Regions from separate parts of the Homo sapiens genome. Here region 2 is linked to region 1. A link is an interaction called in ENCODE POLR2A ChIA-PET data of the cell type or tissue named here. Cell type or tissue: GM12878. All regions are shown on one strand. Each heading gives the region's core, and the rest is flanking DNA. Links, peaks and the distances in the headings are about the cores only.

Region 1 (16,273 bases), core at 5,573-13,572:
GTTTACATTTCCCTCTCACTCAGTTTTTAAGGATAGGGCAATTGTATATCTCCGGCACCTAGCCAAACAACTGGCTGCCATGGTAGTTCTGTGGAACAGAAATGCAGGATGAACATGCCTGATACTTTAACTGACACATGTATTTACAGAACAATTCCTAAGAAACCTCTTCCACATAAGGGCAAATATTACAATTTATAATTCATAAACAAGAATAGTCCAGTATCATACAAAAAAAAGTAAGTAGAAGAAATTGGCACATAATATTTTAACACCCACCTCACTGCCCCCTCCTTGAACATCATTGGATCAGGTTAAGTACATTACTTTGAAAAATTTTTAATTAAAGCTCTTAAAGCTACGAGAGATTTCAAAATATCCTCTGCCTTCAGTAGTGAGATCCAAAAAGGATAACTAGATTGCCTAAGTTTACTCAGCTACAAAGTATGAGTTGGCTTTAAAATCAAGTGTAATTAAGAATTTATGGGAGTTTTTGGTAGGTGAAAAGGTTCAAGGGAGGAGTGGGGGAAGGAAGTTCAGATCAGATCATGTAGGGTTTTGTAAGTAATGATGAAGTGTTTGGATTTTATTCTAAATGTGATGGAAGTCATTGGACGGTTTTGAACAGGAAATGAGCATGATTTTGTGTATCTGTATTAATGGCTTCATTGAGGTATAATTGATATACAGAAAAACTATACATAGTTTAAAAGATCACTATGGCTGATAAAGAGAGAATATCTATGAGATGCTGCACTCCAATAATTTCAATTTCAAGCACTCCACTTTCTGATCACCACATTCCAGATTTCTAGTTTATTCACACCAGTATCTCAATTGCAACAATTCTTAACACCACGCTTACCACCTTCTCATATCTCTCACTCTTCTTTCAACCTCCTCCTTATCTAGCTTAAATTTCTTAATCAATCACAATCATCCCCTTGAATATAGCTTCCACTTCCTTGCCCCATCTCTTTTTCATGCTCATTTGGCAAAGCCCCAACGTTATTTAAATAGAACTCTCCATATAGTTCCCCTTCGTCCCAAATATGGCTGGAGAAAAACATCCAACTAAACTAGTTTTTTTTTTCTTTCTTTCTTTCTTTCTTCTTTTTTGAGACAGAGTCTTGCTCTGTTGCCCAGGCTGGTGTGCAGTGGCACAATCTCTACTCACTGCAACCCCCACCTCCCGGGTTCAAGCGATTATCCCGCCTCAGCCTCCCAAGTAGCTGGGATTACAGGCATGCACCACCACGCCCAGCTAATTTTTTGTATTTTTAGTAGAGACAGGGTTTCATCATGCTGGCCAGGCTGGTCTCAAATTCCTGACCTCAGGTGATCCGCCCGCCTCAACCCCCACAAAGTGCAGGGATTACAGGCGTGAGCCACTGTGCCCAGCCTAAACTAGTTTTACGTTAAATTTAAACTCAGCAGCTCAGGGATGCCTATAATTCTACTCAGCAGTGGTATTATATTTCTCTCATCAAAATTACTCTCTCACCTTCCCTGGTGACTGTACCTTCTCATCTCCCCTAAAATCTTTACCTTCTCCTTGGTTTTCACTCCTAGCTAACTATTAGCTATTTTTCTGTGTGTTTGGCTGAGGAATAGAAGCAATCAGAAGAGAGCTTCCCTAAGTCTGCGCCCATCACTAACCCTCAGCGTCTGTGCACTTGTGTGCTGACCCGGTGATGCCCTCACTGTGCTCCTTGCTCCTCCACTTGCTCCGAAACCTTCCATTTTCACCACCCATGGACAACACTCCAGCAATTCTCCCATCTACCCCTGTTTCTTCAAACTCTTTTCTTGATTTTTCTTTCGTTATACGATATATGTTGTAATTTCTCCCATCTTAAAAAACGCCATTTTTTATCCTGCTCCCTCCACCAGCTACTACCCTCTTTCTCTTTCCCTTTCCCTTTATAGAAAGAAAATTGTTAAAGAGTTGATAAAATATTCACTGTTTTAAATTTCCTTCCATTTTCTCTTGAACCCTCTTTAATCAGCCTTTCCTTACCACCACTCCACTGAAGCTCCATATTGCAAAATCTCATCTATTCTCAGTCCTCATTTTACTCCATCTGTCAGGGATTTCATCTTCGAACCCATTTCTTCACTTAACTTCCAGGACACCACAGTCTTCTTCTGATTTTCCTTTTATCTCACTGGCTATTCCTTCTGAACATCCAAGAGCACAGACCTTGGACTTTTCTTTTCTATCTCCATTCATTCCCTTGGTGATCTGATCCAGCCACATGGCATTGAATGCCGCATGTATGTTTATGATTCCTAGATTCTGCCTTTGGTCCAGATCTGTCCCCTGAACTCTAAGCTTATATATAACCATCTAGTCAGCATCTCAAATCTACCATATCCCAAACTGACACTTTATCTGCTCTTCCAAACTTACACCACCCAGTCTTCCTCCTTCAAGGTTGATGGCAACTCCACTCTTCCCACTGTTCAGGCCAAAAAGCCTTGGAGTCATCTTGACTCCTCTTTTGTCTCACACCCAAACTGTTAGAAAATTTGCCCATTTCTTACCATATTGGGCCACCCTCAGCTCTTCTCTGACTTCTCCAGAGACTGAGTACTTTTATATCTCATGTACTAGTGGTCCATGGCAGACCATTTGAGAAGCCCCTGAGTGTGTAGAGGAGAATAAGAGGGTAAGAGAATAAGGTGAAGCTTTCTCAGCAAAAGAAAATAAAAGCAAGAAAGAGTAAGATGATATATTTGGAGGACTGCTAGTAGTTTAACATAGTGAGAGCAAGGGATGTAAGAGATAAAAGCTGGAGAAATACACAGGGGCCAGATATGGAAGGTCTTCTATTATTCACTAGGCAGCATGGAACTTTATTTTGCAGCAATGAGGAATCATTGAAAAGCCTTAGGTGGAGGAAAACATAAGCTGATTTGTGTTAGATCACTCTTAGAGCAAAGCAGAAGATAAGCTATATAGGGCACACCCCTGGAGCAGGGGGAATAGTTAAAAAGAAAGACTATTGTGATAGCCGTGGAGAAAGATGACAAAGGCCTGAACTGAGGGAAGACCTATGGAGATGGAGAAAGAGGGGACAAAGCCAAGAAATCTTAAAAATACAGAATCCCTCAGATTTGGTATATCATTGAATATGGGGAAAGAAGGGAGTCAAGGATGCCTCTGTTCTCTGACTTGGGTGCACTTGGATGGTGGTGCCACCACCTGAGATAGGATGGGCGTAATGGGCCGTGTGCCTTGGCTCACACCTGTAATCCCAACACTTTGGGAGGCCTAGGCAAGAGGATCACCTGAGGTCGGGAGTTCAAGACCAGCCTGACCAATATGGAGAAACCCCGTCTTTTCTAAAAATACAAAATTAGCCAGGCATGGTGGCGGGTGCCTGTAATCCCAGCTACTCAGGAGGCTGAGGCAGGAGAATTGCTTGAACCTGCGAGGCAGAGGTTGCAGTGAGCCAAGATCACACCAGTGCACTCCAGCCTGGGCAATAAGAGTGAAACTTCATCTCAAAAAATGAAGATGAGTGTAACAAATATAGAGAGGAGATGAGTTTCTCTTGGACAGGCTGAGTTCCAGGTGTCCAGGGATATCACAGTGAAGACACCCAGGAAGCTATAAATTTTATGGGTCAAAAGCTCAGAGAGAGGTTTGGGTTGAAGGTATGAGTTCAGAAGTTATTTGAACACATATCACTTTGTTCTAGCCTGGGCATTGGGATTTCTCAGTATGCTGAGGGAGGAGAAAAACAATATAAGGATAACATTAAGTATGCACAGATGAAAAGGAGCCATGAACAGTCAAAATGGTTGGAAGTAAAATGAGAACAGAGAGAGGGTGGTGTTTCAGAATTTAAGGGAGGAATTTCAAGAAAGGGGAATTACCAAGTAAGATAAGGATTAGCTTAGTCAACTCAGGCTGCCATAACAAAATGCCATAGAATGGGTTGCTTAAACAGCAGACATTTATTTCTCACTTTTATTTTATTTTGGAGACTGGGAAGTTCTAGATCAAGGTGCCTACTGATTCAGTACCTTGAACTGATCTTCCCACCTTGCAAACAGCCCTGTTTTGCTGTGTTTTCATGTGGTTGGAAGCAATAAACAGTGCTCTGGTCTCTCTTCCTTTTCTTATAAGAACACTAATCCTATCATGGGGTCCCAGCTCCATAACCTCATCTAAATCTAATTATTTCCCTAAAGGCTCCATCTCCAAATACTATCGTATTGGGGGTTGCGGCTTCAATATATGAATTTGGTGATAAGAGGAGGAGAATATAAACATTTAGTCCATAATAAAAATTAAAGGAGTCCTTTTGATTGGAAGTCAAGAAGCCTTTGGTGGCCTTGCTCAAAACAAATTTTGGTGAAGTTTTGAGTATAGAAGTCTGATGGAAGATAAAGGAAAAAGTCAGAAAGCCAAAACAATGATGTCAGTCTAGTATTCCAGTACCTGGCTTCAGAGGGAAGGAGAAAGTTCTGTATAGACTTATTTAAAGATGGAGAGATTTGAGTATCTCACAGCTATCTAGAAGGTATCAGTAAAGAATAAGTTGATAATTTAAAAATACTGGAGAGAGGCCGGGCGTGGTGGTTCACACCTATAATCGCAGCACTTTGGGAGGCTGAGGTGGGCGGATCACCTGAGGTCAGGAGTTTGAGACCAGCCTGGCCAACCTGGTGAAACTCTATCTCTACTAAAAATAGAAAAAATTAGCCGGACATGGTGGCAGACGCCTGTAATCTCAGCTACTCGGGAGGCTGAGGCAGAAGAATCACTTGAATATGGGAGGTGGAGGTTGCAGTGAGCCGAGATGGCGCCATTGCACTCCAGCCTGGAAAACAAGAGCGAAACTCCGTCTCAAAAAAAAAAAACAAAAAAAAGCTAGAGAGAAAGAAGATGACTAGGGGATGACTGGAGAGAAATAAGCAAGCTCCTTCAGGTAATGGGAGGGATTGCATCAAGAGAAAGAAGAGTTGAGAAGAGAAACGCTGGGGACAGGTAAATGTGTAGGTGTGAGCAGGGCCAGCCAGCTTCTTGGTAGTATAGTCTTGGCAGTTGCACAGGGCTCACTCTCAGAAGAGGCTTGATTTAATCTGCTGTGGCCACTTTGAAATTCTTAATAACGTTGTCTCTGAACTTGTGTTTTGTAAGTGAAATCCAGGGGACAATGGAACACATGCATGAGCAAAGAAGATATGACTGGCAGCAGCGAACATACACTCAAGTTTAGGCCTGGCTGCCTGGCATACATGCATGCAACTGAAGCATTCTGAGGAGCCACAGAACCCTGAAGGGGTGTTAGGGGCTGAGAGTTGGGTCCAGATTGGCAGGTGTGATGGTGGGAGGAGCAGCAAAAGCAATGTGGTTGTGGCCATGGCCCCAGCCCTGGGAGAGAGTCAGGGCTCAGCATGAGGCAGCCCCAGGATCTGCAGAGGGAGGCCACTTTATATCTGTCCCAGGATCCCAACTCTGTGGCATCTGCACAAATATTAACTTTCCAGCATGAACCCTGGGAGAGGAAATTTTGGGGCTCAAGAGGCAAACTTTGTAAATAAATTGTTGTAAAATAGAAGTGTTAGACATGAGCATTGCAATTAAGCATATCATTGACTTATTAGAATCTTTCAGAGTTCAGAATCTCTGGTTTTTAACTACTGCAACACTGCCAAGCAAATATCCATTAAGTTATCATTGTAGAAATTTACTTTTAAAATAAAAATCATACTTAACACAAAACTGATGTATGTGAAGTGTTAAATCTTTTTGGAAAAATTGTTCCCTGAGAATCATCAGCTCTAGATGTACTAAAATTTATATTTCAAAATTTATCAGATATGTATCTCAATGTTGTTGTAGCTTAAAAACATTAACTTAACAGCACCAGTAACAATTGCATCAACACATTCTTCTCAGAATTAAGAATTATCAAAAATTACTTGCCATCTTTCATTTAAAAATAATTGACATTGCTTTCAATTATATGCATTGAAAATGAAATTGCTAAAAATGAAAACTTTGACAATCTAATAAATTTGGAGAAAAGTGAACCAGAAAAATCATGTGATTAAAATGTCACATTAATAAAATATTGTTAGGCCGGGCGCGGTGGCTCATGCTTGTAATCCCAGCACTTTGGGAGGCCGAGGCGGGCGGATCATGAGGTCAGGAGATCAAGACCATCCTGGCTAACATGGTGAAACCCCATCTCTACTAAAAATACAAAAAAATTAGCCGGGCGTGGTGGCAGGCGCCTGTAGTTCCAGCTACTCGGGAGGCTGAGGCAGGAGAAGGGCGTGGACTGGGGAGGCGGAGCTTGCAGTGAGCCGAGATCGCGCCACTGCACTCCAGCTGGGCGACAGAGCGAGACCCCGTCTCAAAAAAAAAAAAAGAAAGAAAGAAAAAAATAAAATAAAATATTGTTATTCATTATATTATATAAAATTGACACCCAAAATATTATTTTGTATGTAATGAAATATTTTTAAGGGAAAAAAATTTTCATATTTTATTACTTTTTTTTTGAGATGGAGTATTTTATTACTTTCAACTGCAGTTTCTCTTGCTCTTTCAAACAAGGGGCCCTGAATTTTCATTTTCCATTGAGCCCTGCAAATTATGTAGTTGAACCCGAGTGTGAGGATGGGATGTTGAGGGAGTCCAGCCCTGATATACTCAGCTTATTTTTTTCCTTTTCTGGAAAGTTGGAGGCGAGCAAGTGGGAGAGTGGGGGAATTCTGTGTGTTGGCCTGAGGGAGAGTTTTAAAGGTTTAAAATGTTATGTGAGGAATCAGTGAGGAGGGAATGTAGCACTTTGAGGGTTTTAAAATACTTCAATATAATGATTTCCATAAGCTTTTTTATTACTACATCTATAATGTGTATTTTATGAGCAATCATAAAGAAAATTACATTTGGGAATTATCCTATGTCTACTAAAACATTTGCCAGATTTAATATCATGTTGTGAAAAGTGGAATACAATTAGCTTCACATGATATGAAATAAGTAGTGTGCTAAGGTCTCAATTACAATAGACAGTAGAGAACAAATGTAAAAGTGCCACGTAAACTGTAAAAGCACTATAGGTACTACAGTCACTAAGTTTGGTTTTAGTAAAATATAAATTTTTAAGATGGATTTTTGTGTTTTTTTTAAAAGTAGAATTTTTCCATTTATAAAACTGGCCATATTCTTTTTGTTGAAACTTTGAAATTTTTGTTATGTAGAGAAAAATATTAAAGGTTCTTCTCTCAAAGTCTACTACTGTTACCATTTTGATATGTTTTCTTCCAGAGGTTTACTCTGCCAGTTAATTAGAATGTAATTGTAATCATATAGTTACATGACATATAAATTCTTCATAAATATCACTTTAATATTTATACAATAGTCCATTATGGGGCTCTGTCATACGTGATTTTTCCTCTTACCTATTATTGAACATTTAGGTTGTTTCTTTTTTGTGATTTTATTTTATTTTATTTTTCAGACAGAGTCTCGCTCTGTCACCCAGGCTGGAGTGCAGTGGTGCGATCTTGGCCACTGCAACCTCCGCCTCCCAGGTTCAAGCAATTCTCCTGCCTCAGCCTCCAAGTAGCTGGGATTACAGGCGTGCACCACTATGCCCGGCTAATTTTTATATTTTCAGTAGAGATGAGGTTTCACCATGTTGGCCAGGCTGGTCTCAAACTCCTGACCTCAGGTGATCCACCCGCCACAGCCTCCCAAAGTGCTGGGATTACAGGCATGAACCACCGCGCCCGGCCCTTTTTTTGTGATTTTATATAACTACATACAGATTCCTAACTGAACGCCTTTCTAGTTGAAATATTACTGAAATTAAATGAACCTTAATCATATTCAACTTTTCTGCCTCTTTCCCTTTTTTTTTACAAACACACATAGATGAGTCACTGACCCATTTGAGTCTTAGTTACTACGACCATTGTATATAAACAAAATTATTATTAGAACATGAAAGGTGAAAAAATACTAAAGCTAACCTCACAGGAAATTACCTTTATGAATTTATTTTTTGTTATATGGCCTCAGTGTTGAAAATGCCTGATAATTTCTTAGCGGGGAGGCAAGGTAAATGTTCAGCTATTGTATAATTTGCTAAATTACTAATAGAAAGAGAGAACTCAGACTGGAAACAGAATGAGGATCCCTGACAGATAAATAAACTATTTTCTTTCACCTCCAAATGATTCAAATGTAAACACAGTAGGTCGTTTGGGAGCACATTTAGATTTTCCCAAATGACCACTGTAACTAGGGATGTTTCACTTGCCCTCTATTCAATTCGATCTCACTATTAATGGGCATTCCAGGATATTTTGTGATCAGGAGACTTGAAAGAGTTAATGCACTTTGCGAAATGCCTAACTTGTATTTGGGATTAATTTACTTCCACAGCAGGATCTGGCTTATTAGAGCTTCAGAAATGTCTAAAGAAAATTCTGTGTTAGATACATCACTGAAATGCTTGCCATCTCCCTGGGAGCCCACATTAAATCAGCTTGGTGGAGTAAACTTATTTTTGTCTTTTTCTTCTCATGAGTTTTTTGCAAAACAGCTGGCCTTTTCTAAAATGAGGTTGACTAACCATTTATAAGATTTGAGAAGGGACTAATTAGTATTGTACGTTGATTGGGGATCGTAGCTATTTTTATTTAAAAATCACATAGAGAGAAGTATTTGTTTGGTGACTTGCTTATAAAATTACTTTTCACCAACCACAGTGTTATAGTGTGGCTACTGTGTAGGAACAAGGCCCAGGATTTTTTTTTATCACTCTCTGAGATTGGGCCTATTGCAATCATTGTTACCCAACTACATGATTTCACACAATCTTACACGTTGAGGCAAGAGATAGCAGTAACCCTGACCTCTTGTTTTCACAGAGGTCTTCATTAATTTTTCAAGGTACAGGCTAGAGCTAAAGTCTTTCTGCAGGCCTTTCCTTCAGTATTGTACAGAAATGACAGGATAAAGCACAGGAGTCTGGCAGTTGAGAAAACGTGACCACGAGGACCCCCTCTCATGTATCCCGACCTTGGATTAGGAGGTTCCTTCAATGCCCTACTGACACTGGGCCAATACTTACCTCCAAAATAGCATCATGAATAACACAAAAAAGCATTGTCTTACTCCATTTGGGCTGCTGTAACAAAAATACCTTATACTGGGTAATTTATAAACAATAAAAATTTATTTCTCATAGTTCTGGAAGCTGGAAAGTCTAAGATCAAGGCATCAGCTGATTCGGTGTCCAGTAAGGGCCTGTTCCTCAAAGATGGTGCCTTCTCTGTGTCCTCATATGGTCGAAGAGGCTCTCTGCTCCCTTAGGCCAATTTTATTACTACCCTTATCCTATTGATAAGGGTGGAGCCCTCGTGACTTAATTACTGTCCCAAGGGCCCAACTCTATATCACTTCAATGGGGATTAGGTTTCAACATGAGTCTTGCAGAGACAATTCGGACCATATCAAACATGGACGGAGTTTCCAGGGTTGAAGCCCTTAGCATCCAATCTCACTACTGCTCTTCTCTCACTATTCCCCAGCTTTTAAGTCCTGTACTTGCAGTTTTTAAAGAACCGAGATATCTCTTTCCTCTTTACCTACATTCTTAGTAAAACCTCAGACTGAAACTCCTTCTCCATGCCCCGCCCTCCTTTGGCTAACCCATCATTGGACTTTCAGGTTAGAGATCAGCTTCCCTGACCACATCCTGCCCCACTAAGAAATAAAAACAAACCAAAAAACTCCAAAGATACTAGCAACAGCAACAAATTTAGAACCTGTTCACCGTTTTCCCACAGCATCCTGCACTTATGCTTGAAATAGCACCTGTACTCTATTAAAATCACCTGTTTACTTGGGGGTGGGGCAGGTCTCCCCTGTTGGACAGTAACATTCTTGAGAACACTGTTCATCTTTATATGCCATTATGTTAAAGAAGTATTGGACACAGTTTTTTTCATCAAGACATTTGCAATCCATTAGTAGAAAAGAGGTATATTTAAAGCCAACAATACAAAATATACATAATTACATAAAGTACAAAGTACACATAATTAAGTTCAAAATTGTTTGGTATAATTATTAGATCATTATATAGACAAGGCAGATCCATGAAGGCTGGAGCCATTTCAGAAGTCTTCATGGGGAAGTTGAGATTAGAATCGGTCAGATGTTGGCATAGCCTTAGGACTGGGGAGCAGAGTAGGGGGTGGTGTTCTAGGATGACAAAGTAAAATGAACAAAAATGTGGAAGATGAGGTGAGCTTTAAAAAATGGGTAAAATTCACCAGATGGAGAAGGCTGGGACATGGAGAAGGAATCTCAAGTAGAGGTCACAGCAAGAATGAAGCATAAGGAAAGAACTAGCTTGATAGAACACTGAGTAGTATTCCATGGTGAAAAGTAATTTAGATTAGACTTGATGGGAAACAAATCATTGTAGATTCATAATTGCCATGGTGGTTTCTTACTTTTCATGACTCCCAAGGAATCACTTGTCCCATGCTCCCTGCTTTTATATCATTGCCTCCCAAGTTTACTCTGAGCTTGGACATGTGACTTGCTTTGGTCAATAGGATATTAGCCAATATGACCTTTAGTGCATTGGGCTTTGTCTTTTTTTTTTTTTTTTCAGATGGAGTTTTGCTCTTGTTGCCCAGGCTTGAGTGCAATGGAGGTGTGATCTCGGCTCACTGCAACCTCTGCCTTCCAGGTTCAAGTGATTCTCCTGCCTCAGCCTCCTGAATTGCTAGGATTACAGGCATGTGCCATCATGCCCAGCTAATTTTGTATTTTTAGTGGAGGTGGGGTTTCTCCATGTTGGTCTCAAACCCCCGACCTCAGGTGATCCACCTGCCTCAGCCTCCCAAAGTGCTGGGATTACAGGCATGAGCTACTGAGCCTGGCCTTGTCTTTTGTAATGGTGCTTTTGCTGTGTGAGCAAGCTTAGGCTAGTCTCCTTGGGGAGAGAGAAAACAAAATGAAGAGAGGGGCCTGGCTGTGCCAGTCATTCCAATCATCCAGGCTTGGAGGCCATCAGGAACCAGCCAGCCCAGTTGAGTCACCAGAAAATTAAAATCACATAAGTGACTTCAGGTGAGACAACCGAATTTCTAGCTAAGACCAGCCATAATTGTTGACCTATGGAATTCTGAGCAGTAAAATAGTCATTGTTTTAAGCTACTAAGGTTGATCTCTGCTTACCTCCCAAGCCTGGCCTAAGTTGTAGTTTTAAGCTACTAAGTGGTTTGTTATGTAATAGTAAATAAATGATACAAATTTTAATATGAAAGATTTTCACCTGTCTCTCTGAGGGCTCCTTTTCAGACACCTGTGCAGGTTCATCATGCTTGGCTTATATTAATAATAAATATTGATGCTCCTCAAAGCTCAATCCAAGGCCATCTTCTGTTTTTACTCAGTTATTCCTTCTCATGTGATTTATTCTACTTCCATAGCTTCTTTAGTGTGATAATATATTACCATGTTTAGGCCAGGTGCTGTAGCTCACGCCTGTAATCCCAGCACTTTGGGAGGCCAAGGATGGCAGATCACGAGGTCAAGAGATCGAGACCATCCTGGGCAACATAGTGAAACCCCGTCTCTACTAAAAATACAAAAATTAGCCAGGTGTGGTGGCACATGCCTATAGTCCCAGCTACTCGGGAGGGTAAGGCAGGAAAATCACTTGAACCTGGGAGCCGGAGGTTGTAGGGAGCCAAGATTGCGCCACTGTACTCCAGCCTGGCCTGGTAACAGAGTGAGACTCCATCTCAAAAAAATATATGTATGTATTACCATGTTATACTTTCTTTCCTTTTTTTTTGTTTTTGAGAAGAAGTCTTGCTCTTGTCCCCCAGGCTGGAGTGCAATGGTGTGATCTTGGCTCACTGCAACCTCCGCCTCCCAGGTTCAAGCGATTCTCCTTCCTCACCCTCCCGAGTAGCTGGTATTACAAGCCCGTGTCACCATGCCCGGCTAATTTTTATATTTTTAGTAGAGACAGGGTTTCTCCATGTTGGCCAGGCTGGTCTTGAACCCCTGACCTCAGGTGATCTGCCCGCCTTGGCCTCCCAAAGTACTAGGATTACAGGTGTGAGCCACCGTGCCCAGCCATGTTTATACTTTCAATCACTAATGTATACTTCCAGCCCAGACCTCTTCTCTGAGCTCCAGACTCAGATATCCAACTGTCTGCCTGACAGCTTTTTTTTTTTTTTTTTTTTTGAAGACAGGGTCTCACTTCAGTTGCCCACGCTGGAGTGCAGTGATGCGATCTTGGTTCACTGCAGCCTCGACTTCCTGGGCTCAGGTGATTCTCCTACCTCAGCCTCCTGAGTAGCTGGGACTATAGGTGCACGCCACCATACCCGGCTAATTTTTTGTATTTTTAGTAGAGATGGGGTTTTGCCATATTGGCCAGGCTGGTCTCAAACTCCTGGACTCAAGCAATCCACCTGCCTTGGCCTCCCAAAGTGCTGAGATTACAGGCTTGAGCCACTGTGTCGGGCTCTATTTGTATATTTCAAAGGCACTTCAGACTTGTGATCACCCTAGAACATACCTCTGGGTGTTGCCCTGCTCAGTGAATGGCACCATCCACCTAAGCTGCATAGGCAGAAACTTCAGAGTCAGTCTTGATACCTCCTTCTCCCTTACTGCCTCTATTGTCCATTACCAAGACTTGTTGATTTTATCTTGTTAAATTTCTCAAATTCACCTACTTCTTACTATCTCTATAACCACCATCCTGGCTGGGCGAGGTGGCTCATGGCTGTAATTCCAGCACTTTGGGAGGCCGAAGTGGGCAGATCACCTGAGGTCAGGAGTTCAAGACCAGCCTGTTCAACATGGTGAAACCCCATCTCTACTAAAATACAAAAATTAGCTGGGAGTGGTGGCACATGCCTGTAATCCCAGCTACTCAGGAGGCTGAGGCAGGAGAATCGCTTGAACTTGGGAGGCAGAGGCTGCAGTGAGCCGAGATCATGCCACTGTACTCCAGCCTGGGCAACAGAGTGAGACTCCATCTCAAAAAAATAAAAAATAAAAAAAAACCCCACCATCCTAATCCAACTATTGTCATCTCTTCTAGACCACTGCCAAAGGCACTTAACTGGTCTCCCTGCATCTGCTCTTGCCTACATCCAGTCTTTTCCCTACACTGCTGCCAAGAAGGTTTTTTTTTTTCCCTCAAAACATAAATCTGATCATGTCAGTCAGAGTTCATAATACTCCAATAACTTCCTATTACTCTTGGTATAAAGGTAATTCCCTAATTGCAATTTATCTTATTTAACAAAGCTGTGTTAATTCAAGTTCTCCAAGAAGCAGATGCTAAGATGGGATTAGACCTGAAAGATGTTTATTAGGGGGGATGTCTATAAAAATAAACAGGAGAAAGAGAATGCAGAAGAACTTTCAGACTGTGAGGCAGGTCTAACACCTGTGGAAGAGACGGGGCAGGAAGGAGGATTTGGGTAGGAAGAGGCTCAGATTGGGTAGGAAGAGGCAGCAAAGTTCTGAGAAAGTTTTGGCCAGGTCAGCAGGGGTCTTTGAGGCAACATTGCCTGTTAAAGGAGTCTCTTGTCTTATATCAGTTGCCTTCCCTCACCCTCCCTACCAGTGCATGCTCGTTATTGGCTGGGAGCAGCCCAGGGGAAGCATGGCCTTGGTGCGAACACAGTGGCGGATTCAGGAGAGCAGTGGCTCAGACTGTCAGTTGCCTGTGCTCCCCTGTGGCAGAAGAGCTGAGTGGTGGGCTTTTATGACCACTGAAAAGCCCTGTATGGTTTGATCTCTGCTTACCTCCCCAGCCTGGCCTTGTACCATGCAGCCCTTTGTGGTCTCAGTATCAATACAAGTCTTTTGTTACTTCCTTGAACATAAATATTATGTGTTTCCAACCCCTCTCCCCAATACAGAAACTAATTTTGTAATTTTAATAGAGAAAGGGTTTCTCCACGTTGGTCAGGCTGGTCTCGAACTCCCGACCTCAGGTGATCTGCCTGCCTCGGCCTCCCAAAGTGTTGGGATTACAGGCGTGAGCCACTGCGCCTGGCCTAGTTTGTCTTTTTAATTGATAAGTAATATTTTATTGCATAAATATATCATTATTTGTTTATCCATTCTCTTGTTTATGAACATTTAAGTTGTTTACAGGTTTTGACTACTGTGACTAAAGCTATTATCAACATTCTTATATAAGTCTTTTTATGAATATATTTTTTTCATTTCTCAGAGTGGAATTTCTGGGTCACAGGAGAAGTATATGTTTAACTTTAACTGACAAACTGGTTATAAAATTTTATGCTCCCAACAGCAATGAGAATACTAGTTGCCTCACTACCTACTTACCATTTGATATTATCATTCATTTTATTTTAGTCATTCTAGTAGGTATAAAGTGGCATTTCATTAGTTTTTATTGTACAATTCCCTAATTACTAATGATGTCTCAGGAGCTTACTGGTTCTTCATGTATCTTTTTGAGATATCTCTTTAAGTCTTTTGCCATTTTAATGGGTTGCCTTTTTATTATTGACTTGCAGGTGCTCCTTATATATTCTCTAAATAAGTCCTTTGTATTTATCACATATTACAAATATTTTCTCCAAATCTATAGCCTGACTTTTGCCTTTTTCTCAATGGTGTCTTTTGAAGAGCAGAAATTTTAAATTTTAATAAAGTCTGATTTCAATTTTTTTTCTTTTATGGTCAGTGCATCTTGTGTCCTAAAAAAATCTCTGCCTATTCTAAGGTGGAAATGAATAAATAACATTTTTAAACAATTTAAAATAAACCTATGCCTATTTCCTTTCCGTCTTGCTCCTAAAATTATGCTACTTTTAGTTTGGAATCACTGAGATGATATACACTATTTTGGTAAGAAGGTCAAGAATGAAAAATGGTGGAAAATTTCATGTGTAAAATGTTTCATTCCAGCAAAGTTACCAAATTGCAAAGGCCTAGAAGAAAGGCCTAGAAATGAGTTCCTTTAAAGACCAGAAAAAGAAGCTAACTTTTTAAAGAGCATGCTGTCTTAGTCCATTTGAGCATCTATAACAAACTATCTTAGACTTGGTGGCATACAAAGAGCAAAAATTTATTGCTCACAGTTCTAGAGGCTGGGAAGACCAAGACCAAAGCACCTGCAGATTTGGTATCTAGTGAGGAGCTATTCCCTGGTTCATAGATGAGGCCTTCTTATTGCTTGCTCAGTTGGTGGAAGGGCTCAACAAGCTCCCTTGGGCCTCTTTTATTTTTATATTTTTTATTATTTTTTTGAGACAGAATCTCACTCTTGTTGCCTAAGCTGGAGTGCAATGGTGTGATCTCAGCTCACTGCAACCTCCACTTCCTGGGTTCAAGCGATTCTCCTGCCTCAGCCTCCCAAGTAGCTGGGATTACAGGCGCTCACCACCATGCCCAGCTAATTTTCGTATTTTTAGTAGAGACAGGGTTTCACCATTTTGGCCAGGCTGGTCTCGAACTCCTGACCTCAGGTGATCCACCCACCTGAGCCTCCCAAAGTGCTGGGATTATAGGAGTGAGTCACTGAGCCCGGCCTTGGGCCTCTTTTAGAAGGGCACTAATACCATTAATTAGGACTCTGTCCAGATGACTTAATCACCTTCAAAGGCTCCACATCTATCAGATTGGGGGTTATGTTCCAACATGAAAATCTAGGGGGACACAAACATTCAGACCATAGCACATTCCCCTCTACTTTCATCAAATGGTGCATGGCTCACTATCAATAATGTTGGTGCTCTACATAAATCTGTTCTATGACTTTTAAAATTTAACAAGCAAAAGAGGAATGCATTGGAAGACTTATGGGTGGTAGTCAAAGAATCTGAAGGAAAGCTAAAAAGTTAAGTCTTCAGAAAAAACAGGAGCTACAGTAGCTGTGAAGATCAAGAGAGCAGGATGAAACAGATGAACTGACGTCTATAGGGATGAATGATCTCCAACTGTTTCTGTCTTTGGGTTAATCCCCTTAAACTCGACTTGCAAGAGGAAAGTACCTGCATGGCCTAATTTAATCACTGTATGGCCTAATTTGGTCACATGCCTAGTACAGAGACCTTGGTTGACAGTCATGCCCTCGAAACTGTATTCAGTAGGGAAGAGGAATAGTTCCCCAAAGTAAAATTGGGGCAGTGCTGCTAGAAGAAGGGAGGAGGGACTCTGGGCAGACAAAAACAATAGATGTTTATTATACCCTTAAAAAGGCAG
Region 2 (16,273 bases), core at 5,560-13,559, 90 kb after region 1:
TATGCTATTATTTTACATATTTTTCAATTTATGTAAATGGTTTCACACTGTATATATTCATCTGTGACCTTTTTTAATGTCAGTGTTATATTTGAGATTTAGCCATGTTGATGCAACGCTTTTTGAAGCAGTCCTTGTTTCCCCTTCTTGCCAACAATTAGTAGTTAAAAATTTTTTTTTCCAGAATGTTGGGTGCAAAATGGAAGTAACTGTAGAGTTAAAGAGCACTTTCACTAATTACCAGTGAGACTGTGCATATTTTCATGCTTATTGGCCATAAATTTCTTCTGTGAATTATTCATTCATATCTTTTTGCTTATTTCGCATTGGGCTGGTTGTCTTTTTCTTATTAATTTCTACATTTAATTTTTGAAATGTCTTTGATTTTTTATTTGTTGTTAATCTTGTGCATATCTTATGCATTTAATAAAGAAATTATTTTTACAGTAGGGTATTATTACTATTCCTGATTCAAATATGCTAAGTGAAGAAGCTGTTTATATAAATTAGTTTTAAAATCTTAGAGTGGAGGGGAAGTTTCTAGGAAAGCAAAATGAGTAAAATCAATAAGGTTCTTAAAGATTGCCAAGACACATGTCTTCTTAGCAGACTGCCGCCAGTACCATTTGAAAATTTGAGCATGTGACTTCTGTAAGCTTCCATTATAATTATATAAAACCGAGAATGCTTCTAATATGCTGTTATGTTTATTTTTGTTTTTAACATTTGCTTTTTTTTGTGGTTTCTTCTTCTAAATTAGGTCCTCGATGGGCTTCCTGGAATATTGGTGTGTTTATTTGCATCAGATGTGCTGGAATTCATAGAAATCTTGGGGTTCATATATCCAGGGTCAAATCAGTCAACCTAGACCAATGGACAGCAGAACAGATACAGGTAAACATGACGTTACCAAGAAATTATTTAAAATATTTAAAATGATTTAAAAATATTTAACCCTTCTTGCATCTAAGGATTAACATTGAAAAGTAGTTTTGTATGTTGAAATGGCATATGCCACGTATAAAATTGGAATATTTGAATTTTCAGTTCACAGATGTTTATTTCATTTTGTGTCTATAGTAAAGTCAGTTTTTAATCTATACTTTCTAAAATGTTGATTTTAAAGTGTTTTTAAAGTATCATTTCTCTTGTTGATAAAATTTGCCAGTATAATTCCATAGTTTGTTTTATTTTTTTTTCAGTGGAGGGAGCCTGGGTAAAGATAAAATAAAAAACCACCTGTAGCCTAAAAATGGACTTGAGTAATTTCCTTTCTGTTCTGAGGTGTTCTTAGTTTTCAGACAAGGCCCAGAAGTTGTAAGACAACCCAGTGAACAAATGTTCTTATGACCAACCTAAACTTACTTATGAGTGGTTTAACTCTGCTAGAGGTAGATTTGTAGTTTTAAAAGTTTGCCATTTTCCCAATGTGACAGTCTTAAATTCTCAAAATCTTACTTTTTATCTTTAAGGTTGGCCACTATTGTAAAAATGAGTACTTCTACTGGTCTTATTATGTAATTCACAGTGAAGTTACACCACTTATTTATGCCCTTTTGAAATTACTTTTAAGTCACTATGAAGTGCTAAATACATAAATATATGTGGTTGAGACTCAGTGATACATCTCAGAATCTTAACCCAATAGTTTACATGAATGGGGTGAAGTAAAGGTAGAAAAACAGAATGGAGATCTTCAGGCTATAAAGTCAAGCATAATTTATTTGGTTCCATCTTAAATTAGTTTTTGAGCTTTTCGCTGGCTAGAGCATAAAGGGAAATGCAATCTTTTATGTACTTTCAAGATCCTTGAGGAGAAAACATACTAGTTATATCAAAGAAGCAGAGCTTTTTAAACACTTCCTGTAAGGCAGTGTTCTTAGTATCTCTGTAGAATATGGTAACAGATGTCATGATGTTGTAAGTCTTTTTTTGTTTGTTTGAGACAGGGTCTTGCTATGTTGCCCAGGCTGGTCTCAAACTCTTGGACTCAAGCGATTCTCCCATGTCAGCCTTCCAAGTAGCTGTGACTATAGGCATGCACCACCATGCCCAGCTGATGTTGTAACTCTTTTTCAAGAAACGTGTGAGGTGTAGCTTGACAGTATAACTTGGTGTTTGTAATGGGTTATGGAGGTACAAAGCATTCACGACCGAAGTATCCTGCTTTTTTAATGGCTTATTTCAAACTAAGGATAAAACACGAGATCCTTCAACAGTTCAGTTATTCAGAAATATTTTTCTCAATTAGGTTGTTGAGAGGAAATGAATAGCAAATTATTTGAGATGGGCAGCTGTATAGCTTAGAGTAGAATTTTGTAATCAGAGGGCTGCAGTTCACTGGTTTTCTTTGGCATAGGTTACAAGTACATGGCAATATATTGGATTTTTTTTTTTTTACAATGTAAGGATTTTAAAAACAGTTATTAAATAATAATATTTGAAATTGTATTTGAACATTATTTGATTGCATTTGCCAACTTCTTGATAGGAATTGCTCTGTCTGGCCCCCCTCCCCTGCTCTTCCCATCTTTTTTTTTTTGAGACGGAGTCTCACTCATGCTATTGCTCAGGCTGGAGTGCAGTGGTGTGATGTCTGCTCACTGCAGCGTTTGTCTCCTGGGTTCAAGCGATTCTCCTGCCTCAGCCTCCCAAGTAGCTGGGATTACAGGTGCGTGCCACCATGTGTTGCTAATTTTTGTATTTTTATTAGAGGTGGGGTTTTGCCATGTTGGCCAGGCTGGTCTCGAACTCCTGACCTCAAGTGATCTGCCCACCTTGGCCCCCCAAAGTGCTGGGACTACAGGCATGAGCCACTGGACCCGGTCTCCTGTGTTTCTTTTTAAAAAATTGAGGTAGGAAATCCTGGTCGGGGTAGCCATGGCAGCTTGTGTCTGCCACCTGCCCTTGGCCATCACACTGATGCACCGGGTCCCGTGCTGGCCACAGCCTGCTGCTCAGCATCGCCTGTGCTCTGTGGGGACTCTGATGAGGCTGGGGCTTTGCAGCTGGCTCCACAGCGGGCTTTGGTGCTTGCGCACGTGCTGGGTAGAAGTTACACAGTCGTGCTGTCAGTATAGTGACTTGCCCCCTTTGATGTTAGAGGGAATCGAAGACTGTCTTCTTTATATCTTGAAACCCTGTGACAGGATTGACCCAGAGAAGCTCTCAGTGAATTCTTACTTTATGAAAGACCTGTGCTTGGACAGTTTGGACCAAGTAGAGAGTAAGCATGGTCATGGAAGATAAATTTGGGTTTGAAATTCCTGGTATAGATATGGAAAAGTTAATATGTCCACAAGAAATTGTAGATTATATTGCAGATAAGAGAGATGTATATGAATAAAATATCAGACCCTTTTGCTTCACTGGGAGAAGACTCAGATGATACTGGTGAGTGTCTGGAAGTGAGAATGCATTTTGGCATTATTGCTGACTTTGGCAGAGTAATTCTGTTAGACCTGGGTTTAAATTGTGTAATTGTTTTACTCTGAAAATAAACGTATAAAACCAAAAAAAGAAAAAACTTGACTTATAATTACAGAGAGAACAGTTCACAGATCTCATTTAGTTTTATGAGTCTTGGCAAATGTCTGTATGATGTCACCAATACCCCAGTGAAGATAGAGCATTTCTGTCACACTAGAAAGTTCCTTCATGCCAATTTCCAGTCAAGTCCCCCAGGGGCATACACTACACTGATTTCTATCCCATTGGGTTAGTTTTGCTATACATTAAAATGTCTGTCTTTTTGGAGGCTGTTCCTATTAACTTTGACGTTTAATTCAGATGGGCAAAAGTGATGATCACAATGTGATATAATGTTCCATATTCATATGATATTTTATAATAATTTCTTTGATATAAAAAGTGCTTGAGGCCAGGAGCGGTGGCTCACTCCTGTAATCCCAGAACTTTGGGTGGCCAAAGTGGGCAGATCCGAGAGTTTGAGACCAGCCTGGCCAACATTACGAAGCCCCGTCTCTACTAAAAATACGAAAATTAGCAGGGTGTGGTAACACACACCCGTAGTCCCAGCTACTCTGGAAAGTGAGGTGGGAGAATCACTTGAGCCTGGCAGGTGGAGCTTGCAGTAAGCCAAGATCCTGCCACTGCACTCCGCCATGAGTTATAGAGTGAGACTCAGCCTAAAAAAGAAGTACTTGGGAGGTATTTATTTATGGAACTAAGAGAAATACTTTTACTGTACATAGTTACATAGTTATACCCTTTGTCTTTCCCTGCAACATTTCATAATTGTGTTTCTAATTTTCAAAGATGATACTGTTTTGGCTAGCTCTATTTTTTTAAAAATACCTTTTATTAGTAAATATGGAAACATGATTTAATCTTTGAGCCCAGTCAAGCTGTTAAATAAAAATGTTCTTTGTGTGTGTGTGTGTGTATAATTCTGTAAAATGTAAATACTAAGTTTTTCCTCAAGGTTACTTATAAACTGATATTATATGTACCATATTTTTATCTGTTATTTATGTATATGTTATGTGTTTCAGTTTTTAGAGCACAACATGTACAGCTGTTAGAATTGCTGTATGCTTATTTTTAAAAGAAAATAGTTGTTACCCAAAACTTACTTTGATTTTTAATAACATAGAAATAAAGTTACTCACTGTAAAAAAGTCTTAAAAGTTCTTTTAATGTGGTTCATGGTCAGATTAATTGTGTTTGGTCTTGGGTTTATTGTCACGTACTTCTCAAATTTTTGGAAAGGACCAAGTTTTTTATACTTTTATAAATACTATAGCTTCCTTCCCCTCCCCCCACCCAAGATATTATACATTTGGGTGGAGTAAAGAATGGAATACCAGAATTAACTGTTGTTTTATAGCAGTATCAAACAAATCCCTGTATATGCCATATGGATACAGGAAACAAGGATTTATGAAATTGTTTCAGTATGGAAATTTGGTCTATAGTGATAGTTATTAATGTTTAGCATTTGTAAATATTAAGATTAGTAGATGTCTTTATTCTACTTGCAGCTTGACAAACTAAAATTGAAATAATGAGCTGTTTGGAAAGAAAGTTAATGTCATTGTTCCAGTTACTCTTAAAAACTTGTATATTCTATGGTTCTTACTCCTTTCTCCCTTTTACTTCTGTGTTCTTAATTCTTTTCTTGCTTCTGCTGCTTTCTAGTTTCATTTCTCCGACAAGTCCAAGGCTTTGCCTTATTTCTGATGTTCTCATCAGTGTCACATCTCCATTTGTTTTACACAGTGCATTCAGAGTAATTTTCCTAGAACATTGCTTTGGTTATTTTACTTCCATCCTAAGAAATTTGCATTGATTCTTCTGTGAGACTCATAAAACTTTTTATTTTCATTAAACTGGTCTTCATGTTCCTCTGCCTTCTGGCTTCATCATTTGTCTTTGACCTTACTTCAGATGCTTTACAACAAATAGCTTTGGCTGTACCAGACAGTTCTTTCTGCTGAAACAATCTGATAGTGTGTTCTTTTGTTTTGTTTTGGTTGTGCTATTGTCCTTGTTGGAAATGTATTTTTTGTTTGTTGTTTTTGTGATGGAATTTTGCTCTGTCACCTAGGCTGGAGTGCAGTGGCACAATCTCATCTCACTGCAACCTTCACCTCCTGGGTTCAAGTGATTCTCCTGCCTCAGCCTCCCAAGTAGCTGGGACTACAGGCATGAGCCACCATGCCTGGCTAAATTTTTTTTTGTATTTTTAGTAGAGACAGGGTTTCGTCATGTTGGCCCGGCTGGTCTCAGCGTCCTGACCTCAGGTGATCCACCTGCCTTGGCCTCCCAAAGTGCTGGAATTACTGGCATGAACCACCGTGCTTGGCCGGAAATGTATTTTGCATATTCCTTGTGGCAAACCAGATCCTTCCTATTCTTTAAAGCCCAGCTTAAATCTCTACTTTAATAAAAGATTCTTCTGTATGTAGTATGTGCTCAATTATCTATGGCAAGTACCATATATTGTTACCTTTGCTTATATCTAACTAAATTGTAAGTTTCCAGCAGTTAGAACATTTATCATATGTGTCTTTGTAGTGCTGTGGTGGCTTCCACTATGCTAGGAACACAGTATGCACTTGATTTTTTAATGGCATGCTGAATCAGTCTTTGGTTTGATTAAATTCTGTGAGATAACGCTTATTATCCTTAGCGATGAATGGGGAATGGAGAAAAAAGAATCATGCACTCCCCTTCCCCATTTAGCCTGTATTTTTATATAGTCTCTTTTTGTTTCTTGATCTCTGTCCTTTTCACCTCATGTTCCTGTTTCGCTTTAAAATTCCAAAAATACAGCAGCCTTAGGGAGGGTAACTTGAGCTAGCATATGAAAATTCCAACGGTAATATATGCAGGTACTAGAAAGGCAGTATTTTTCAATAATTAAAACTGTCCAGAAGTGAAATCGATTGCCTTGGAAGATAGGTTGGTTTACTCTTAACTGGAATGGTTTGTAAAGAGGCGGGACAACCACCTGGAATCGTGTGGCTGGGATTTAAGCATTCACTAGGTAGATGAGGAGTAGTTTAGATGACTCTGAAGTTTCTTCCATTCTTGAGAATGTTTTAGTTGTATAGTCAGTCTTCTTTAGTTACCATAGCAGTTCCAAAAACATTTTCATTTCTTGTCTTTGCATAAAAATTATATCATGGTTAGTGATGGTGATTCAGCTTTTACCAAAAGTGAAATTCAACCTCAGAGGATAAAAAATGTTGGCACTCTCACATAAGTCAAAAGAGTGTGAAAAGATTCTCAGGTTAAATCTGTAAGACAGATTTTTTTTTCTGAATCTGGAAGGAATGTTTTTGAACACACTTGCTGTTTATATTTTCTATTAAGAAAAAAAAAAAAAAACCAGTGGATACAGGTTTCTATTGTAACCTAGTTATTCCTAGAAAAACCTATGAGCTAACTGGGTAGTCTTTAACTTAACTTAGCAATACCTATGTCATAGTATTGACTTGCTTGTCTTAATTTAAACTTTTGATCTTTCCTAGAAAAAATTTCTTATGGAAGGCAAAATCAGGGGTTTTCATCAGTCTTCATAAGTAAGCTTTGCTGTATTCTGTGGCCTCAACTTGAATTCTTAGTCAGGCCAAATACAGAGTGAACAGGCAAAAGAGTATTGATAGGTAACATAAATATTTTACGGTAGCTTAAAAAACAACTAAAACTACAGGCACTACTTATGTTAGTGGTCATGTTGTCCCAATATTCAGTGTTAAATTGAGATGTTTAGGATTATAAGAGGAGATGAAAGTGGCTAAGTACATTAAAGAAGTTTTCTGCTCTTTCACTCTGACATAGTTATTTCAAGTAAAGTTGGAATAAATTTTGTTATTTAGAAGGACATTAATTTTTCAAATAAAATGACTTACAGTTGATTAAAGTACAATATTTGTGTGGTACCTCTGCTATCTTTAAAAAATAAAAATCTGGAACTGGAGAGAACCTAGAATATTGATAGGCAGTCAAAATTTAAATTTTACATGAGATGTGCAAGTTTGTTTTACTTAGAGCGGATTCCAAGAATGTATTGCTTTGATCCTTCCTCCTGGGTGCTGTCTTAGATATTGGTGAGTAATTAGATTATCAGTTTATTGCAAAAAAGTTTTCATGACACTATTTTTTAAGTCTGTGGATGAAGGTGAGATAAGCATAGTATTTTCCATGTGAGTTCTGCAGAAGAGAAACATAAATAAAATATATAATTAAAATCAATTTTACCTGTTTTAATTTTTTTAAATGAGGCTAATAGAGATTTAAAATGATATAACTGGCTCACTTTATCTTTTGTTGCACAGCAGTTGTATAGATGTATCAATTTTTATGCATACACTAGTACCCACTGCAGATTTCCTTTGCTCGGTGTTTGATAAATCTTCTGTGCTTATGTGTTTAACTATATATTTAAATATAAAGTGAGTTTCTTTTAGACCAAAAATACCTACATATGGTATGCTTCTTCAGTATGTAGTTTTATATCTTTTTTTGTTTCAGTGAAGTTTTTTGAGTTACAGTTTATTTTTGAACTACAGTTTATTTTTAATATTCTCTTGCTTTAGTTTTCTTCTTCAGTGACTCCTCTTACCTGTATGTTGGATCTTTATTACCTAATGGCAATATTTATCATTTGCTTTTGGATCCTTTTTGTTACTTTTTTAAATTACATTTTTTTCCGTCTGCCTTTCCATTTTTCTTAGACTATTATTTGTTGTCTACGGTTCATTTTGTTTCATGTTTATTTCTGAAATGTTTTTTCTTTTATTTCCAATTTTTTCTTGATTCTGTCATTTTAATTCTGAATATTTCTTATTTTAAAATTTCAAATTTGGTTGTTCTGTTTTTCCATGTCTTTAATTTTATATGTTTTTTCATCACATACATGTCTTTTAGCTAGTTCTGAAGTAGTAGGTTACAGTTTTAATCTGTTTTTTGGGAAAAGTTTTCTAGATGTGTCTTCATTGTAGAGCTATTATTCTTACTCCTTTTAATATTAACTTTATATGAGATTTTACCTTGATTCTTTCTGCTGATCATTTTTATGCAATATTAATTTTCCTTTACTTTTAGGAGGAAGTCCTATTCAAGATAGCTTTTTTAACTTCACATACCTCCCTCTTCCGTTGTTTTCATGTAATGTTTAAAAACAAGGCCATGGCTGGAGGCGGTGGCTCATGCCTATAATCCCAGCAATTTGGGAGGCCAAGGTGGGTGGATCACCTGAGGTCAGGAGTTCGAACCAGCCTGGCCAATATGGCAAAATGCCGTCTCTACTGAAAATAGAAAAATTAGCTGGGCATAGGGCATGTGCCTGTAGTCCCAGCTACTTGGGAGACTCCATCTCAAAAAAAAAAAAACAAAAAAAAAACCCAAGGCCATTTGTTGAGATGTTCTTGTTCTGTTCCCTTTTTGCACTTTTATCTGGACCATCTCCTTTTGTATTATCTCTGTTATACCTGTCCTGCTCAATTTTGAGTCAATTCCCAGGTTTTTTCTTTTTCTCAGTTTGGGGTCCTATCCTGGAAGAGAAACTTCATGGTCAGATATGAGAGTTTGTAGGGGCTAGACTGTCTCTCCCCATTCCAAGCTTATTGTGGCCCATTCACACTTAATTGTTATTGGACTGTGTATTAGTGTGTTTTCACACTGCTAATAAAGACATACCTGAGACTGGGTAATTTCTAAAGAAAAAGAGGTTTAATGGACTCACAGTTCCATGTGGCTGGGGAGGCCTCAAATCATGGCAGAAGGTGAAAGGCACATCTTACATTGCAGCAGACAAGAATGGGAGCTAAGTGAAAGGGGTTTCCCCTTATAAAACCATTGACTCTCATGAGACTTACTCACTACCAAGAGAACAGTAAGGGGAAAACCGCCCCCATGATTCAATTATTTCCCACTGGGTCTCTCCCACAACACATGGGAATTATGGGAGCTACAATTCAAGATGAAATTTGCGTGGGGACACAGCCAAACCATACCATTCCACCCTTGGCCCCTCCCAAATCTCATGCCCTTACCTTGCAAAACCAATCATGCCTTCCCAGCAGGCCCCCAAAGTCTTAACTCATTTCAGCATTAACTCAAAAGTCCATAGTCCAAAGTCTCATCCAAGACAAGGCAAGTCCCTTCCACCTATGAGCCTGTAAAATCAAAAGCAAGGTAGTTACTTCCTAGATACAGTGGGAATACAGGCATTGGGTAAATACAGCTGTTCCAAATGGAGAAATTGGCCAAAATGAAGGAGCCACAGGCCCCATGCAAGTCGGAAATCCAGCAGGTCAGTCAAATCTTAAAGCTCGAAAATTATCTCCTTTGACTCTGTGTCTCACATGCAGGCCACACTGATGCAAGAGGTGGGTTCCTATGGCCTTGGGCAGCTCCACCCCTATGGCTTTGCCCCTGTGTCTTTGCAGGGTATAGCCTCCCTCCTGGCTGATTTCATGGGCTGGTATTGAGTGCCTGTGGCTTTTCCAGGTACATGGTGCAAGCTGTTGCTGGATCTACCATTCTGAGGTCTGGAGGATGGTGACCCTCTTCTCGTAGATAACTAGGCAGTGCCCCAGTGGGGACTCTGTGTGGGGGCTTGCATGACACATTTCCTTTCCATGCTGCCCTAGCAGAGGTTCTCCATGAGGGCCCCACCCCTGCAACAAACTTCTGTTTGGACATCCAGGTATTTCCATATATCCTCTGAAATCTAGGCGGAGGTTCCCAAAAGTCAATTCTTGACTTCTGTGCACCTGCAGGCTCAACACCACAGGGAAGCTGCCAACCCTTGGGGCTTACACCCTCTGGAGCCATGGTCTGAGCTATACATTGGCCCCTTTTAGCCGCAGCTGGAGCAGCTGGGATGCAGGGTACCAAGTCCCTAGGCTGCACACAGCAGGGGGCCCTGGCCCTGGCCCACAAAAGCATTTCTTCCTTCTAGGCCCCTAAGCCTGTGATAGGAGGGGCTGCCAGGAAGGTCTCTGACATGCCCTGAGGACATTTTCCCCATTGTCTTGTTAATTAACATTTGACTCCTCATTACTTACGCAGATTTCTGCAACCGGGTTGAATTTCTCCTCAGAAAATGAGTTTTTCTTTCCTATCGCATCATCAGACTGCAAATTTTCCAAACTTTTAGGCTCCGTTTCCCCTTTAAAATTGAATGGTTTTAACAGCACCCAAGTCACCTCTTGAATGCTTTGCTGCTTAGGCATTTCTTCTGCCAGATACCCTAAGTCATCTCCTTCAAGTTCAAAGATTTACAAATCTCTAGGGCAGGGGCAAAATGCAGCCAGTCTCTTTCCTAAAACATAGCAAGAGTCACCTTTACTCCGGTTCCCAACAAGTTCCTCATCTCCATCTGAGACCACATCAGCCTTGGTTTCATCATCCATATCATTATCAGCATTTTGGTCAAAGCTAGTCAGCAAGTCTCTAGGAAGCTCCAAATGTTCCCACATTTTCCTGTCTTCTTCTGAGCCCTCCAAACTGTTCCAGCCTCTGCCTGTTCCCCAGTTCCAAAGTCACTTCCACATTTTTGGTATCTTTACAGCAGTGCCCCACTCCCGGTACCAGTTTACTGTATTAGTCTGTTTTCATGCTGCTGATAAAGACATACCCAAGACTGGAGTAATTTATAAAGAAAAAGAGGTTTTAATGGACTCACAGTTTCACATGCCTGGGGAGGCCTCACAATCATGGCAGAAGGTGAAAGGCACGTCTCACATGGCGGCAGACAATAGAGAATGAGAGCCAAGTGAAAGAGGTTTCCTCTTATAAAACCATCAGGTCTTGTGAGACATATTTATGACCACGAGAACAGTAAGGGGAAAACCGCCCCCATGATTCAGTTATCTCCAACTGGGTCTCTCCCACAACGCCTGAGAATTATGGGAGCTACAATTCAAGATGAGATTTGGGTGGTGACAGAACCAAACCATATCAGACTGGGGAAAAATCCTTTTCAACTTCCTGTGCTTTTCTCAGATTGGTTCATTGTGATTTCCAGTTTATATATCTCTTGAATGTTTTGGTATTTTTTTCTCAGATCCATTGGACTCCCCATTAGTTGCAGGCCATCAGGCAGGTCTAGTGGTCATTGTAGTGGTTTGTTTCTGGCAGGTCTAGTGGTCATTGTAGTGGTTTGTTTCTACCTGATGGCATTTTGAAGTTTGTGGGGATAATCAGTTAGTTAGTTTTGTTGTAACTATCATCTATTGGTTTTTAGTTTTTCTACCTATGCCTTTCTGTTTTCTCTTTTCTGGGGAGATTCTGGGAACTTAGAAAATTATTTCTGCTGTTAAAGAATTTTTATGATAAGCAACATTTCATAGAATAAAATTTTAGTTAAAGGTAATTTGGAGAACTCTGTGTTAGAATATTATTTAATCTCTTAGGGGTTTGGCCCTTGGATAAATTTTCATAGTGTCTTGTAGAACCAGGCACGTAATAAGCTTTCAGTAAACAATTCTTGGTATACATTTATTCAAGAAAACCATAGGCCAAAAAGCCTTTTTTCTTATTTTGTGGAAGGATTTCTCATTATAATTTGATCAAGCTAACAACATTTCTCAAATTAGGGCCTCAGGTATATGCTTAACTTTTTAAGTTAATTGAGATTCAGTTGATGCTGAACCCTTGCTAGAATCATTAAATGCATCTTCAAAGAAGAGCAGAGAATGGGAGCAGCCTATAGCATTGGGTTATTGTATTGCCTGCATGTGAAGATTGAGGTAAAGAAAGAAAGTGGTACTGTCTATAACAAAATTTAATCTGTGAAGTTTAATAAGAGATTTGCATTTTAAGCAATCCATTTGGAAAAAAGTATATAAATTTTTAATTTGAATGTGCAAGATTATGCCCTATATTTTCTTTTTCCTCTTGATTTGTTAAAAATTTTTAAGGTTAAACTTTAAATAAGGTCAGTAATACTAATAGTTTTTTTGGAAATGGCATATTTTAGAATTTTCTGTTACATGTAGGTGATTATCACTATGTCAAAGGAGTGAACAAAATTGTTAAGATGTTACTTAGTGGAGGATTTTCATTTAACTCCTAATTCTTTTTTTTTTTTTGTTATACTTCAAGTTCTAGGGTACATGTGCACAACATGCAGGTTTGTTACACAGGTATACATGTGCCACGTTGGTTTGCTGCAACCCATCAACTCGTAATTTACATTAGGTATTTCTCCTAATGCTAACCCTCCCCCAGCCCCACACCCCCGATAGGCCCCGGTGTGTGATGTTCCCCACACTGTGTCCAGGTGATCTCATTGTTCAATTCCCACCTATGAGTGAGAACATATGGTGTTTGGTTTTGTATCCTTGTGATAGTTTGCTGAGAATGATGGTGTCCAGCTTCATCCATGACCTACAAAGGACATGAACTCATCCATTTTTATGGCTGCATAGTATTCCATGGTGTACATATGCCATGTTTTCTTAATCCAGTCTATCATTGATGGACATTTGGGTTGGTTCCAAGTCTTTGTTATTGTGAATAGTGCTGCAGTAAACATATGTGTGCATGTGTCTTTATAGTAGCATGATTTATAATCCTTTGGGTATATACCCAGTAATGGGATGGCTGGGTCAAATGGCATTTCTAGTTCTAGATCCTTGGGGAATTGCCACACTGTCTTCCACAATGGTTGAACTAATTTACAGTCCCACCAACAGTGTAAAAGTGTTTCTGTTTCTCCACATCCTCTCCAGCACCTGTTGTTTCCTGACTTTTTAATGATTGCCATTCTAACTGGTGTGAGATGGTATCTCATTGTGGTTTTGATTTGCATTTGTCTGATGACCAGTGATAATGAGCATTTTTTCATGTGTCTGTTGGCTGCATAAATATCTTCTTTTGAAAAGTGTCTGTTCATATCCTTTGTCCACTTTTTGATGGGGTTGTTTGTTTTTTCCTTGTAAATTTGTTTGAGTTCTTTGTAGATTCTGGATATTAGCCCTTTGTCAGATGGGTAGATTGCAGAAATTTTCTCCCGTTCTGTAGGTTGCCTGTTCACTCTGATGGTAGTTTCTTTTGCTGTGCAGAAGCTCTTTAGTTTAATTAGATCCCATTTATCAATTTTGGCTTTTGTTGCCATTGCTTTTGGTGTTTTAGTCATGAAGTCCTTGCCCATGCCTATGTCTTGAATGGTATTGCCTACGTTTTCTTATAGGGTTTTTATGGTTTTAGGTCTAACATGTAAGTCTTTAATCCATCTTGAATTAATTTTTGTATAAGGTATAAGGAAGGGATCCAGTTTCAGCTTTCTACATATGGCTAGCCAGTTTTCCCAGCACCATTTATTAAATAGGGAATCCTTTCCCCATTTCTTGTTTTTGTCAGGTTTATCAAATATCAGATGGTTGTAGATGTGTGGTGTTATTTCTGAGGCTTCTGTTCTGTTCCATTGGTCTATCTCTCTGTTTTGGTACCAGTACCATGCTGTTTTGGTTACTGTAGCCTTGTAGTATAGTTTGAAGTCAGGTAGTGTGATGCCTCCAGCTTTGTTCTTTTTGCTTAGGATTGTCTTGGCAATGTGGGCTCTTTTTTGGTTCCATATGAACTTTAAAGTAGTTTTTTCCAATTCTGTGAAGAAAGTCATTGGTAGCTTGATGGGGATGGCACTGAATCTATAAATTACCTTGGGCAGTATGGCCATTTTCACGATACTGATTCTTCCTATCCATGAGCATGGAATGTTCTTCCATTTGTTTATGTCCTCTTTTATTTCGTTGAGCAGTGGTTTGTAGGTCTCCATGAAGAGGTCCTTCACATCCCTTGTAAGTTGGATTCCCAGGTATTTTATTCTCTTTGTAGCATTGTGAATGGGAGTTCACTCATGATTTGGCTCTCTGTTTGTCTATTATTGGTGTATAAGAATGCTTGTGATTTTTGCACATGATTTTGTATCCTGAGACTTTGCTGAAGTTGCTTATCATCTTAAGGAGATTTTGGGCTGAGACGATGGGGTTTTCTAAATATACAATCATGTCATCTGCAAATGGGGACAGTTTGACTTCCTTTTTTCCTAATTGAATACCCTTTATTTCTTTCTCTTGCCTGATTGCCCTGGCCAGAACTTCCAACACTATGTTGAATAGGAGTGGTGAGAGAGGGCATCCTTGTCTTGTGCCAGTTTTCACAGGGAATGCTTCTAGGTTTTGCCCATTCAGTATGATATTGGCTGTGGGTTTGTCATAAATAGCTCTTATTATTTTGAGATACATTCCATCAATACCTAGTTTATTGAGAGTTTTTAGCATGAAGGCTGTTGAATTTTGTCAAAGGCCTTTTCTGCATCTGTTGAGATAATCATGTGGTTTTTGTCATTGGTTCTGTTTGTGTGATGGATTACGTTTATTGATTTGCTTATGTTGAACCAGCCTTGCATCCCAGGGTTGAAGCTGACTGTATCCTGGTGGATAAGCTTTTTGATGTGCTGCCGGATTCGGTTTTCCAGTATCTTATTGAGGATTTTTGCATCGATGTTCATCAGGGATATTGGTCTAAAATTCTCTTTTTTTGTTGTGTCTCTGCCAGACTTTAGTATCAGGATGATGTTGGCCTGGTAAAATGAGTTAGGGGCGATTCCTTCTTTTTCTATTGATTGGAATAGTTTCAGAAGGAATGGTACCAGCTCCTCTTTGTACCTCTGGTAGAATTTAGCTGTGAATCCATCTGGTCCTGGATTTTTTTTGGTTGATAGGCTATTAATTATTGCCTCAATTTCAGAGGCTGATTTAAGTCTAAATTCTAAACTGCCTAATTTAGGTAGAACTGAGAGAGAATAAATAATAAGTTATTTGGAGATAGGGGCTTAAGTCCCCCTATAGAGTACAGGAAGTTGTTAGGTGGTGTTGAAAGAATACATGTATGTATCAGTCATCTAGAAACATAATTATTAATTTTATTGCACATAATATTTTAGAGGTGTATTCACTTTCCTGCTTTGTGTGAATATAATGGTAGAAGATAGCATTCATAGTTAAAATACTGGCCTGGGACTGTAGAACTGGGTTCTGCTTCTGGCTCTATTAACTAAATGGTGGGTGATCTTCAGTACTTGAAGAAAGTGGCTTTTAAAAAATATTGTATTATCTGGTCATATGGTAAGTTTTAATATTTTTTAAATGTATCACTATTATTTGTATAGTAACCTTTATTTGTTTACCAATCACTGAACGCATACCACAATGTGCTGAGGGCCTTTCAGGTAGAAAGGTGGAAGAAAGCATGTCGTGTTTGAGAAAGTAGTGTTCTGTGACCAGAGTGCTAGGTGCAGTTATATGTGTCAGAGGAGGTAAAGGTGAAGGTTACAGCCAGTGACTGGTTTGGTGCTGATCTTATGAGTGATAGTAGGGAGAGAGTAGGGAGCTCTTAAAATATTCCTGCAATAGCCTAGGCAATAGATGACTAGATCCTGAATTAATGTAATGGCAGTGGACTTGATAAACAGGAGATGCCTACAAAGAATATATTGAGGAGTCAGAATAACCAAGACTTTTGGCAGAAGAGGGGAGAGTCCAGGATGATTCCTGAGCTGGGCCTTAAGCACCTAGAGTGAAAGTGATGGTTTATTCCTGGACTTTAAGTGGTATGGATATTATAGTAAGTAGAGATGACAGAAGAGTGTAATGTGAAGCTTTTCCAATTTTGTCATAACAATGTTTAATTGCATTGCTTACAAAAAAGAATACATTCTCTCCGTTTGTAGTAATTAGCAAATGCTGCAACAGATAAATCAATATCTGAGAATATCTAGAAATTGTGAAAA

What was found. ChIA-PET counts read pairs that join two places held together with the same protein. Peaks named below come from ENCODE experiments on the same cell type or tissue, not always from the same donor. Only the 100,000 strongest peaks of a DNase experiment are listed, where the experiment ranks them.
Region 2: POLR2A ChIA-PET joins it to region 1 with 5 read pairs; 1 of 35 experiments calls an interaction of 5 or more read pairs at or near these places.

The regions. Positions count from the first base shown.
Region 1 is chr6:70,641,802-70,658,074 of GRCh38, forward strand. No RefSeq gene overlaps it. Among named protein-coding and RNA genes, the nearest start is that of SMAP1, 18 kb to the right of the region's middle. RefSeq lists an enhancer at 16,166-16,255. In GM12878, for the core only: no CTCF peak of the experiment used is centred there; a DNase peak (open chromatin) is centred at 9,679.
Region 2 is chr6:70,731,618-70,747,890 of GRCh38, forward strand. SMAP1 (small ArfGAP 1) reads left to right here. Exons shown (of 11, transcript NM_001044305.3): 2 at 761-894. It also overlaps the pseudogene NDUFAB1P1. Among named protein-coding and RNA genes, the nearest start is that of SMAP1, 72 kb to the left of the region's middle. In GM12878, for the core only: no CTCF peak of the experiment used is centred there; a DNase peak (open chromatin) is centred at 9,321.